Regions from separate parts of the Homo sapiens genome. Here region 1 is linked to region 2. A link is an interaction called in ENCODE POLR2A ChIA-PET data of the cell type or tissue named here. Cell type or tissue: K562. All regions are shown on one strand. Each heading gives the region's core, and the rest is flanking DNA. Links, peaks and the distances in the headings are about the cores only.

What was found. Peaks named below come from ENCODE experiments on the same cell type or tissue, not always from the same donor. Only the 100,000 strongest peaks of a DNase experiment are listed, where the experiment ranks them.
Region 1: POLR2A ChIA-PET joins it to region 2 with 7 read pairs; 2 of 35 experiments call an interaction of 5 or more read pairs at or near these places.

The regions. Positions count from the first base shown.
Region 1 is chr1:212,817,825-212,823,037 of GRCh38, reverse strand. No RefSeq gene overlaps it. Among named protein-coding and RNA genes, the nearest start is that of SPATA45, 27 kb to the left of the region's middle. In K562, for the core only: no CTCF peak of the experiment used is centred there; no DNase peak of the experiment used is centred there.
Region 2 is chr1:212,716,064-212,723,551 of GRCh38, reverse strand. No RefSeq gene overlaps it. Among named protein-coding and RNA genes, the nearest start is that of BATF3, 20 kb to the right of the region's middle. In K562, for the core only: no CTCF peak of the experiment used is centred there; a DNase peak (open chromatin) is centred at 1,841.

The DNA.
Region 1 (5,213 bases), core at 2,714-5,213, 97 kb before region 2:
AGTTCTTATTCCCTATCCTGACATTTTAAAATCAGGAAAGAAGCCTCAAAATACATGAAAGATGGGAGGGAAAGAGAGGAAGGTAAGTTTTGGTCTTGGGAATGGTGGAGTTTTGTGGACTGATTGCCTTCCCTATCAGTCAGAGTTTAGTTTCAAGAAACAGAAACCAACCTTGACTAATTTAAGCATACAAATTTATTAATATATTAGGTAGCTCACATAATCTCCAAGAGGGCCAAAAACCAGGTTTGTAGGTTATAGAGCTAGAAACAGTGCCCCAAATCAGGTCACAAGGCTGGTCCATGAAGACTCACTGCCTTGGGACACTAGATACAGCTACTAGGATCAGTGCCACCACTGCCTCTGAAAATGGGTGCAGCTGCTACTTCCCACACCAGCACAAAGTCCCATGCAGTTGGTTTCTTTATATTCCTGGCTTCTGACTCAAAATCTGGGCTGTGTACCTCTGATTGGTGGAACTTAAGTCATGTATTTGCCATAATAGTGAGGAACACTGGGAAAGTAAATATTTGGCATTTTCAGTCTCTAGGGTGGAAGATGGGTCCTGCCTCATAAAATGAGGGCTTTCTCACTTTATTATATGAAAAGTAGGCCCAAAATATTAAACAGTGTTCATTGCAGTGTATCCCTTGGTTGCCTCCAAGTCAATACATATCCTTCTTGCCATAAGAATTTAAAATGCTTTCACAAGTATGATCAGCATCTTCCATATCCTTCCAGTGTCTCATCCTTTAAATTAATTGGAATTTTGCTGCCTGGAGACCTATGCAGGCTATATAACCAATCCCAGATTTCCCTCTCTTCCTTCTTTCCTATTTTCCTTCATTTTCCTAAGGGTCTCTTGATGACAACTACTTCAGGGTATTGATTTTCTCATTAAACAGGGTTCTTAAAAATGCAAACATCATGACTGGGCGTGGTGACTCACACCTGTAATCCCAGCACTTTGGGAGGCCGAGGCGGGTGGATCACCTGAGGCCAGGTGTTCGAGACCAGCCTGACCAACCAGACGGAGAAACCCCGTCTCTACTAAAAACACAACGATTAGCTGGGCATGGTGGTGGGCACCTGTAATCCCAACTACTCAGGAGGCTGAGGCAGGAGAATTGCTCGAACCCAGGAGGCGGAGGTCGCAGTGAGCCAAGATCGCACCAGTGCACTCCAGCCTGGGTGACAGAGAAAGACTCTGTCTCAAGAAAAAAAAAAAAGGCAAGCATCAGAAACAAAATTTGGCTAATTTATTATTATTATTTATTTATTTATTTTTTTAACAGAATCTTGCTCTGTCACCCAGGCTGGAGTGCAGTGACACGATCATGGCTCACTGTAGCCTCGACCTCCTGGGCCCAAGCGATCCTTCTACCTCAGCCTCTCAAGTAGCTGGGAACACAGGCATGTACCACCAGGCCTGGTGAGTTTTTAAATGTTTTGTAGAGACCGAGTCTCCCTATGTTGCTCAGGCTGGTCTTGAACTCCTAGGTTCAAGTGATCCTCCCGCCTTGGCCCCCCAAAGTGCTGGGATTATAGGCACAAGCCACTGTGCCCAGCCAAATTTGGCTAATTTAAGCAGAAAAGGAATTTACTGAAGGATATTGAATAGTTCATAAAATTTCCAGGAGGGATGACAAAACAAACTCAAGCCAGTGTACAAGAACCATAGAGACTCCACTGCCACAGACACTGGGCATAGACTGTGTGGCTAACACACTGCCACCTTCTGCAAGCTAGCCTCAGAATATTGCCATTAAAATCCCTGCCACACTACCCACACTTGTAAGCATGGAGTAAGCTCAGTACTGGCTTTTTAAAATCAGTGTCCTGGTTGCAAGAGGGGCTGGAAAGTGATTACTTGGCAGTTTTAACTTCTATAGTGGGAAGCAGGTTTGCTTAATAAGGTGAGGCATTCCCCACACAAAGGGAACTCACATATGGGATGACCAAAAACAAAACAAAACAAAACAAAAACAACAAACCTGTCTAACGTCCATCCATGTGAACCGCAAGATCCCTTCTCCCTCCCTAATACTTCCCTCAGTTATTGCCTGTACACTCAGAGGCCAGCCCCCCAATTCAGAGTTCCTGATTTGCAATACTCTAAGGATGGCCTGTGAAGGATGTCACTTAAGCTCATGTAGATGGCAGACTGGGAGGCATTTGATATTTGGAAAACAGTGCTGGGATGGAAGTCAGGGTATTATAGTTCTAAATGTATCACACATTAGCTGTGAGAATTTATACAATTTAGTTAAATTACTTGAGCCTCAGAAGTAATCCACAGAAAAGTCTTGTACACACATTAGGCTCTTAACACTTTCTGTTCTTACATGCTAGGCAAGGTTCTCAACATGTACAACTTTTTTTTGAGACTGAATCTCGCCTTGTTGCCCAGGCTGGAGTGCAGTGGCACAATCTCAGCTCACTGCAACCTCCACCTCCTGGGTTGAAGTGATTCTCCTCCTTCAGCCTCTTGAGTAGCTGGGACCACAGGTGCATGCCACAAAGACCAGCTAATTTTTGTGTTTTTAGTAGAGGCAGGGTTTCGCCATGTTGGCCAGGCTGCTCTTGAACTCCTGACCTCAAGAGATCCACCTGCCTCAGCCTCCCAAAGTGCTGGGATTACAGGCGTGAGCCACTGTGCCTAGCCTCAATATGTATAACTTAAACTACTAAACTGAGAAATGAGAAGTTATTTGCACCATTTTTAATACCTAAGGCATAAATACTACAGATTTTCATGAATTACAGGAATGCTCACTAAAGAAGTCATCTTTTTTGGAGATATGTGTGTTTCAGAATTAGCCAAAGAGGAAGGGTTTCAGGAGGTCCTATTAGGATATTTTTGCTTAGAGTCCTATGTTTAAACTTGTAGCACTGGTAATCTTTGAATTATCTCATCTCTTTCCATTTTATCTTTTTTACTGACTCTGTAATCATCAGTACTGACGTTGTCATAATTTATAAAGGACAGTGAGATTTGCCTATGCTTGAAAAGCTAAGCTCTAACAAGCATAGAACAGTCTCTGGAAACCCTTTCTAAGTTACTCAGATCCTATAAATGAAATGAAAATTTACATATGCTGCTTTGAAGTATTCTGTCAAAAGCACAAAAGGGCAAGAAAGGGCAAAGGCAAGAAATTAAACTCTGAAGTATGAGTGAAGCTTGACCATGCAAAAACGGGATTCCCCTTCATGTTTAGTTTAGAAGGCGGGCTTGGAGAGGGGAAGGAAATGTGCAACAGCAAAGTACGGAGGGGATTACGACAGGAAAATAGTGAACCAGAGATAAAGAGCAAGCAGCAAGGTGATTAAATGAACTCTTAGTTACAAAATAATGAAAGAAAAGAGCCGATAACAATTCTTTAAAGAATAAGACAATTTCATCTGATTCTTACTCAAATAAAGACAAGAGCTAGAATAAGAGGGCAACCCATCTTTCTGGGACCCCTCTCTCATCCAGACAGCTTTCTTCCTTTTGCTTATTAAACTTCTGCTCTAACCTAAAAAAAAAAAATTAAAAGAAAAAAAAGAAAGAAAGAAAGAAAAGAAAAAAAAGGAGCTAGAATACAAACCATTTCCTTTAGTAAGGAAGGTCACCATATGCTGCGGCAGTGTGGCGAGGGAGGTGGCAGATCTCTTTTTGCCTTTCAGTTGAGGGGAGAGGGTGTTCCTATAGAATGCAGAAAGACTTGTTCCAGGCCAAAAGAGTTTATTCCTATTTTTCAGAATGGTTCAACATTAGGAAATCTCTGGATGGTATTTAGTAGATTTATAAGTTAAAGGAGAAAAATATGTTTCTCAAAAAACTGTGGAAAGGAGGCTGGGCTCGGTGGCTCACACTTGTAATCCCAGCACTTTGGGAGGCTGAGGCAGGTGGATCACCTGAGATCAGGAGTTCAAGACCTGCCTGGTCAACATGGCGAAACCCTATCTCCACTAAAAATACAAAAAATAAGCCGGGCGTGGTGGCGGGTGCCTGTCATCCCAGCTACTCAGGAGGCTGGGGCAAGAGAATCACTTGAACCCAGGAGGTAGAGGTTGCAGTGAGCCGAGATCGTGCCACTGCACTCCAGCCTGGGCTACAGAGTGGGACTCATTTAAAAAAAAAAATGTGGAAAGGTATGTGATATCCAATAGCCATTGCAGATTGAAAGATAAATATTTTTCTCTATTGCAGTCAGTTTAAGACTTACTGCCTCCATTCACTAATTTAAAAATATTTGAGGCTGAGCATGGTGGCTCACACCTGTAATCCCAGCACTTTGGGAGGCCGAGGAGGGCGGATCACGAGGTCAGGAGTTCGAGACCAGCCTGGACAACATGGTGAAACCCCGTCTCTACTAAAAATACAAAAAAATTAGCTGGTTGTGGTGGCGGGCACCTGTAATAGCAGCCACTTGGGAGGCTGAGGCAGGAGAATCGCTTGAACTCGGGAAGCGGAGGTTGCAGTGAGCCGAGATTGCACCACTGCCCTCCAGCCTGGGTGACAGCGTGAGACTCTGTCTCAAAAAAAAAAAAAAAAAAATTGAGAGCATATCATATTGCAGGCCTTGTTTCAGACTATGTAGAAGATGCAAAAACAAACTAAAATTGGTTTGTTCTCAAAAGGCTTGCAATTTCTAAAGATGGAAAACACATACACAGGTAGCTATAGTCAAAAGGAATATGTGAAAGTGTCAACGAACTGGTTTATAGTACTTTGTTCTACATTGCTATAGTGTTGCTGGAAAAGAGACTCCAAGAGCCAGTCCTTGGGTCTAGCACAGGGAAGAACTGGAGAGGAGTCACAGAGCACAGTGAAGGAAGAAAGTTTATTAGAACTACTCTGTTAGAGAGTAGTAAGTCCTCAGAAAGCAGGAGGAACACACTGTCCTTGGGTAGTGTCTCTACTTAGAAGAAACTGTAAGGAGCTATGATTAAACTTGGAATGTGCATATATGCTCACTAAAGGTCAAGGCTATTGGTGCTATAATGACCATTAATCCTTCAAACTAAGCCTACTCATTAATGTTATCTTTGAGTGAAGTGGGCTGCACTCAGGACATCTGGACATTCTGCAGGCTTAGTGGGAGATGTTCTGCATGACCATAATTTTTTTTTTTTTTTTTTTTTTTGAGACAGAGTCTCACTGTTGCTCAGGCTGGAATGCAGTGGCACCATCTTGGCTCACTGCAACTACCACCTCCCAGGTTCAA
Region 2 (7,488 bases), core at 491-2,990:
ACTGCCAGCTCTTCGTGGCCTTACACCTGGAATTGGCACAACACCACTTCTACTATATCCTGTTAATTAAAGCAGATCACAGCCCAGCTCAAAATCAAGAGGGATAGGAGACTACACAAGGGTATAAATACTTAGAGAAATAGTTCAGTGTGGGCCACCAAATTGGTGGTCCACCACAATAATCTTAAAAATTTCAGCCAGGCACAGTGTCTCATGCCTGTAATCCTAGCACTTTGGGAGGCTGAGGTGGGTGGATAACTTGAGCTCAGGTGTTTGAGACCAGCCTGGGCAACATGGTGAGACCCAATTTCTACTAAAAAAAAAAAAAAAAAAAAAAAAAAGGCTGGGTGTGGTGGTGTACGCCTGTGGTCCCAGCCACTTGGGAGGCTGAGGTGGGAGGATCACTTGAGCTGGCAGGCGGGGTGGGGGAGTGGTGGGGAGTGGAGGTTGCAGTGAGCTGAGATCACTGCAGCCTGGGTGACTTTTATATATAGATTTGTTTTATGAAACTTGCCTGAAATCACTTACTTTAAAAATGACATAAAGTTCTACCTCTTGGGAGCTTGGTAAAAATAAAATTTCTCAAAGAAAAATTCAATGGGCACTACATCTCCAGTACCTAACAGTACTTGGCTCATAAAAGGCTCTCAATAAGCATTTGTTGAATGAATACTACTGAAGAATCTGGCTAATGCTGCACATATAAGCAGCACCACTGGAAATATAGAACAGGTTCTGAAGGCAAAGTCTGAGCAATTACTTGCAAAGTCACACCTGTGGCAACAGCCTTTGTTTGCTGCTGATATGTTGGGGCCATTTGCACATCAAGCTGGACACCATCCTACTTCTCAGAAGTCATCATCTATAATTACATCCTTCCTGAGAGTCTAAAAACACACATTAAACTAATAAATAAATTGAAGCATTTATGTTCTGTGAAAACAAAAAGGAAGTTATTTGAGGAGAGCGGTTAGTGTAGAAGGAAGCCAGGAAGTTTCATTGTTCTTGTTAGTCAGGGAAGACTTCCTGGAAGAGGTAATTTCAGGAGCCCTGAGAATGATGAGAGAAGATAGAGGTTGATTGGGGGTGTTCTGAGCAAGTGGTATGAGCTTAAATAAAACGTCAGAGACACAAGAGCAAGATGAATAACGGGAGTAGTGAATAACTTTCCAAAGAATAAAGGGCCAGTTTTGGAAGGTGTTTGACAGACTAGTTCAGGCACTTTCTGCAAAAGTAAAGGCCTTGAGTGCCTCTGCAAAGGTTGAATGTTGATGAGTCTGAGCTCTCAAAAGATGATCATTTTGGCCCCATCACTCCACTGCTTGGGCTCCCTCCTGCTCTGGCCTCCCAGTTACTTCTAGAGAGATTCCATGTGAGGCACAGAGTGAGCACGGCTGTATTTCATAGGTTCACTGGCACTGGGGTGCAGCAATACACAGTCTCAATGCCATCACACTTAAAAGTGGCTTCCTTAGAAAGAAACGAGGAAATGAGAAGGAGTCCACTTGAGTGAACCCCTCTACCTAGACCTCCCTTCCAAGTTGAGTGAAAGCCGCCCCTAAGAAGCCTGTGCTCCTTGAGGAACACCATCCGCAGGACACACTCCCTGCCAGGGAACACGTTGCCTGGGGTCTCTGGGGTCTGTCTTATGGTCTTTGTGACCATCCCTTTGTGACCAGGTGCATATACGGAGAAGTGGCTGGGAAATGGGCAGGAAGCCTGCATTATTTTCCCTGCTGCATCCACCACTACTGAGTAAGCAGCAAATTCCTGGAACTGCTTTTACTGTTTTCTGTGACTCTTATTAGGAACCACACTCATGAGTCATACAACCAGTAAGGCTTACCAAATATTTACCATGAGCAGAATCCTAAGCCAGGTCCCGAGAGGGCGCACATAAAGTCAAAACTGAAAGGAAGTCCCCAAAGTTATCTGATCCAGCTTCCTGCTTTCAGGTAGGTGAATGTCAATAAAGTGAGCTAGTTGTTAGAAGAAATATGCCTTGCGCTCAACCTCTCAGAAGGCTCAGGGGATGCCCCAAAGTGGCAAAACAATTGGAGAATGAGACTCACCTGCCAAGAGGAAAGACACTGAATTGATTCACCCCTGAGGAGAGCAGGTTAAGGTGTGGTAGTTTAGTTCTGCAGGAAAATCATAGGCAGAGCTCGAGGCCAACACTTCTCTGCCTCTGTTGGGGAAAGAACAAGAGGAAATGGGTTTGAAGAACAACATGTAGGACCAAAAATAAACGCAAAGAACTGCCGATCATCCGTGTTGTTAAGTCCTGGAACGCTGAAAGCAGTGCAGAGTCCTTCGTTAAAAGAAAAACAAAAACCAAACCTCAGGTATAATCTTGCCTAGACGCAAACCAAAAAAAGATCTAGGACAATCTCTCTAAGATCTATGTTATCAGCAGTTGCCTCTGGGTAAAGGGATTATTGGTGGTAACAATAACTGAATTATTTTCACTATGTATTAATTAAATATATAATTTATTATTAATGATCAATAATTATTGCTGTTTTCTGAATTTTTAAATTTTCTGTGGTGTCCCTTTTTATAATGAGAATCTTCATTTTTAGGAATCTCTTCTAGTCTTCTGTGACTTAAAAATTTATGATTCAATTTTTAATAAAGTCTGGAATCGCCTGGTATATAAAATTGTATCCATGCAAAATATAAAAATTCATGGCTACTTTTATATATAGATATGTTGTATGAAACTTGCCTGAAATCACTTACTTTAAAAAATGACATAACATTCTAGCTCTTGGGAACTTTGTAAATAATAATAATAATAATAAAATAATAATGATATAAAGGTGTATTTAGACTTAGTCTTTGTAAATCCCTTTATATTATGCAGACCACTGAAACTATCAGCTAACAATAATTACTCCAAAATCTGCCATCGGCTAACTAGCTTGAAGATACAAAAGTTCAAAATTCGGTGGAGTGTTGCCCACTTTGACTCACAATAAAAGTCAGACTTTTTTTTTTGAGACGGAGTTTTGCTCTCGTTGCCCAGGCTGGAGTACAATAGTGTGATCTCGGCTCACCGCAACCTCTGCCTCCCGGGTTCAAGTGATTCTCCTGCCTCAGCCTCCCAAGTAGCTGGGATTACAGGCATGCGCCACCACGCCCGGCTAATTTTGTATTTTTAGTAGAAACGGGGTTTGTCCATGTTGGTCGGGCTGGTCTCAAACTCCCGACCTCAGGTGATCCGCCTGCCTCGGCCTCCCCAAAGTGCTGGGATTACAGGCATGAGCCACTGCACCTGGCCAAAAGTCAGACTTTTAAAATAGATTTTTTGAAATGCTCAACACCACTAATCATCAGAGAGATGCAAATCAAAACCATAATGAGATACCATCTCATACCAGTAAGGATGGCTGTTATTAAAGTAAAAAAAAAAAAACCAGATGTTAGTGAGGTTTCATGGAAAAGGGAATGCTTATACACTGTTGCTGGGAATGCAAATTAGTACAGTTCCCGTGGAAAGCAGTTTGGAGATTTCTCAAAAAACTAAAAGTAGAATTACCATTCAACTCAGCAATCCATTACTGGGAATATACCCAAAGGAAAATAAATCATTCTATCAGAAAGATACCTGTATTCATATGTTTATCACAGCACTATTCACAACAGCAAAGACATGGAATCAACCTAAGTGCCCATTAATGGTGGATTGGATAAAGAAAATGTGGTACATATACACCACGGATTACTATACAGCCATGAAAAAGAATGAAATCACATCCTTTACAGCAACATGGATGCAACTGGAGGCCTTTATCCTAAGCAATTTAATGCAGAAACCGAAAATCAAATGAACTATCATGTTCTTACTTATAAGTGGGAGATGAACATTGGGTACACTTGGACACAAATATGGGAACAATAAACCCTGGGGATTCCAAAAGGAGTAGGGGAGGGAGGGGAAATGGGTTGAAAAACTACCTATCATGTACTATGTTCACTACTTGGGGGATGGGATTCTTAGAAACCCAAACCTCAGCATCATATAATTTACTCATGTACCAAACCTGCAAACATATCCCTTGGATCTAAAATAAATAAATACACAAGTAAAATACATTTTGTCGGTTGTTTTGCTACTGGTAGTTCATCTCCCACATCTAACTGACATGTATGTGGAAATCACTTCATAGCATGAGTTTATCAGCATTCTGAATAATTTATTCCTCCAATCTATCATATTAGTAATATTTCTGCTGAACAAGTTGGCAGTTTATCCAATACACCACTTTTGGTGGATATAGTCATTTGAGATGGAATTTTAACAATGTTCACTACGTGAGTTAGAATATTAATAAAAGAGGCCAGGCACAGTGGCTCACGCCTGTAATCCCAGCACTTTGGGAGGCTGAGGCAGGCAGATCACCTGAGGTTATCAGAAGTTCGACACCAGCCTGGTCAACATGGCGAAACCCCGTCTCTACTAAAAATACAAAAACTAGCAGGGCGTGGTGGTACACACCTGTAATCCCAGCTACTCAGGAGGCTGAGGCAGGAGAATCACTTGAACCTGGAAGGCGGAGGTTGCAGTGAGCTGAGATCGCACCACTGCACTCCAGCCTGGGCAACAGAGTGAGATTCCATCTAAAAAAAAAGACTATTAATAAAGGAAAGGCACTTCACCTACAAGTCAATAAAATAGATGTAAAGAAACAATAAGACACTTCTGCTCTGAATCACTGAGACCACCCAGTGGTTTCCCAGCTGTGTGCATTATGATACCAAACCATGCAGTCATTATATGACAGACGTTCTATAATCTGTTGTTAAGAGGAAGAAGGCAATCACTTCCAGTTGGAATGATCAAGAAAGTCTCCATAGAGGGAGCATTTGAGCCACATTTAAAGCGTAAATAGGATTTTGGTTGACAGCACTGTATTCAAAGAAAATGACATGGCCAAAATCGTGGAGGGAGGAACAAGCTAAGCTGGGAAATAGGGAGGCATTGACACAGCTGGATTAGGTAAATTTAAAGTGTGCCATATACGACTTAAAAGTCAGCCTAAAGTTTTGGATTATATTTGTCACAATATGGGGAATAATTGAAGGGTTTTGACCTAAGTGTGTGTCTAATTGTTTGTGGCACTGTCCCAGGTAGAGATACACAAGGAGAATTACCCATCTCTATTCAGATCCATTGGCAGAGGTCACTACATATGTAAAAACAAGACCAAAACCAAAACAAAAACAGGAAAAAACAAGGAAAAATAAAGCAATAAATTTGAATAATTATTAGGTTGGTATAAAGTAATTGTGGCTTTTGCCATTACTTTTATGGCAAAAAACCGCAATTACTTTTGCACCAACCTCATAAGCTATATCATTGGTAAAGTATCAATGATATATTTTTAAAAGTACAATTAGGGATAAAAACATAATTTGATAACCAATCTCACTAGAACTCAAGGAAATGCAAATTAAGATCACAATAAGATAACATTTTACACCTCCTAGATGGGCAAAAATTAAGAAATCTGACAATGGTTGATAGAACCACTAGACAAAAAAATCAGCAAGTCTATAGATCTCAGCAACATCATCAACAAACAGGATCAAATCTATATTTATAGAACACTCCACCCAATGACAGAAGAATATACATTCATTACAAGTACCCATGAAATGTATACCAAAATAGACTATATCCTGGGCCATAAGACAAACCTCAATAAATTAAAAGAATTAGAATCATACTGAGTGTATTCTCTGACCACAGTGGAATGAAACTAGAAATCAATAACAGAAAGGTAAGAGGACAACAAGATAACACTCTTCTAAATAATCCATGGGTCAAATAGGAAGTTTCAAAAGAAACTTTTTATAAAATGCCTTGAACTAAATGGAAATGAAAGCACAATATATCAAAATTTGTGCTACAGCAGTGCCAAGAGGGAAATTTATAGCACGAAATGTTTCAAAACTTTCACCACAAGAACCTAAAAAAGAAGAGCAAAATAAGCCCAAAGCAAGCAGAAATAAGAAAATAATATTAAGAGCAGAAATCAATGACGCTGGTAAAAAAAATAATAATAATAAAGCAAACCACTGAAACAAAAAGCTGATTCTTTGAAAAGATCAATGAAATTGATACACCTCTAGCAAGACCAACAAGGAAAAAAAGAGAGAAGACAAAGGACACTAATATCAAAAATGAAACAGGGACTATCACTAGAGAACTTGCAGATAACAAAAGGATAATAAAAGAATACTAAGGACAATGAAACACACATAGATTTGACACCTTAGATCAAATGGACCAATTCCTTGAAAAACACAAACCATCACAACTCACCCAATATGAAATAATTTTAATAGTCCTATTACAGCTAAGGGATTTGAGCAATATAAAGAATTCAGCAGTGTATATATATAAATTCGCTAGGTGCAGTGGCTCACACCTGTAATCCCAGCACTTTGGGAGGCCGAGGTGGGTGGATCACCTGAGGTTGGGAGCTCGAGACCAGCCTGACCAACACAGAGAAATCCCATCTCTACCAAAAAAAAAAAAAAAATACAAAATTAGCCAGGCTTGGTGGCGCATGCCTGTAATCCCAGCTACTCGGGAGGCTGAGGCAGGAGAATCGCTTGAACTTGGGAGGTGGAGGTTGCAGTGAGCCGAGATCGCGCCATTGTACTCCAGCCTGGGCAACAAGAGCGAAACTCTGTCTCAAAACAAAAAAGAAAAAAAATTTATAACTAAGCAGAGTGTATTCCAGGAATGGAAGTCTGGTTAAATTTTTGAAAATCAATGTAATCTACCATATTAATAGTCTAGAGAGGAAAAATCACATGATCATATCAATTGATACAGAAAAAGCATTTGAAAACAAAATCAACAATGATTCATGATAAAAATTCCCAGAAAAAGTAGGAATGGAGGGGAACTTCCTCAATTTGATAAAGGACAGCTACAAAAACCCCACAGCTAGTATTATTATACTTAATGATAACAGATGGAATGCTTTCTCCTCTAAGATCTGGAACGAGGCAAAAATGTCCACTCTCAGAAGTTTATTCAACATAGTGCTGGAAATTCTAGTTGGTGAAATAAGGAAAGAAAATAAAAGAAAAACTGTATAGATCAGAAAGGAAGAAATGAAACTGTCCTATTTGCAGATGACATGATTGTCTACACAGAAAATCCCAAGGAATGCACCAAAAACTCCTAGAACTTACAAATGAGTTTAGCAAGGTCACAGGATATAAGATACACCTACAAAAATCAGTTGTATCTCTCTATACTAGCAATGAACATGTGGACACATAAATAAAAATACAATACCATTTGCAATCACTCAACAAAAAGTGGTTGAGTGTAAACCTAACAAAACATGTATAGGACTTATTTGCTGAAAGCTACAAAACATTGATGAAGGATGTCAAACATATAAATAAAGAAGAGACACAACATGTCCATGGATGGAAGACTCAATCTGGCCAATTCGCTCC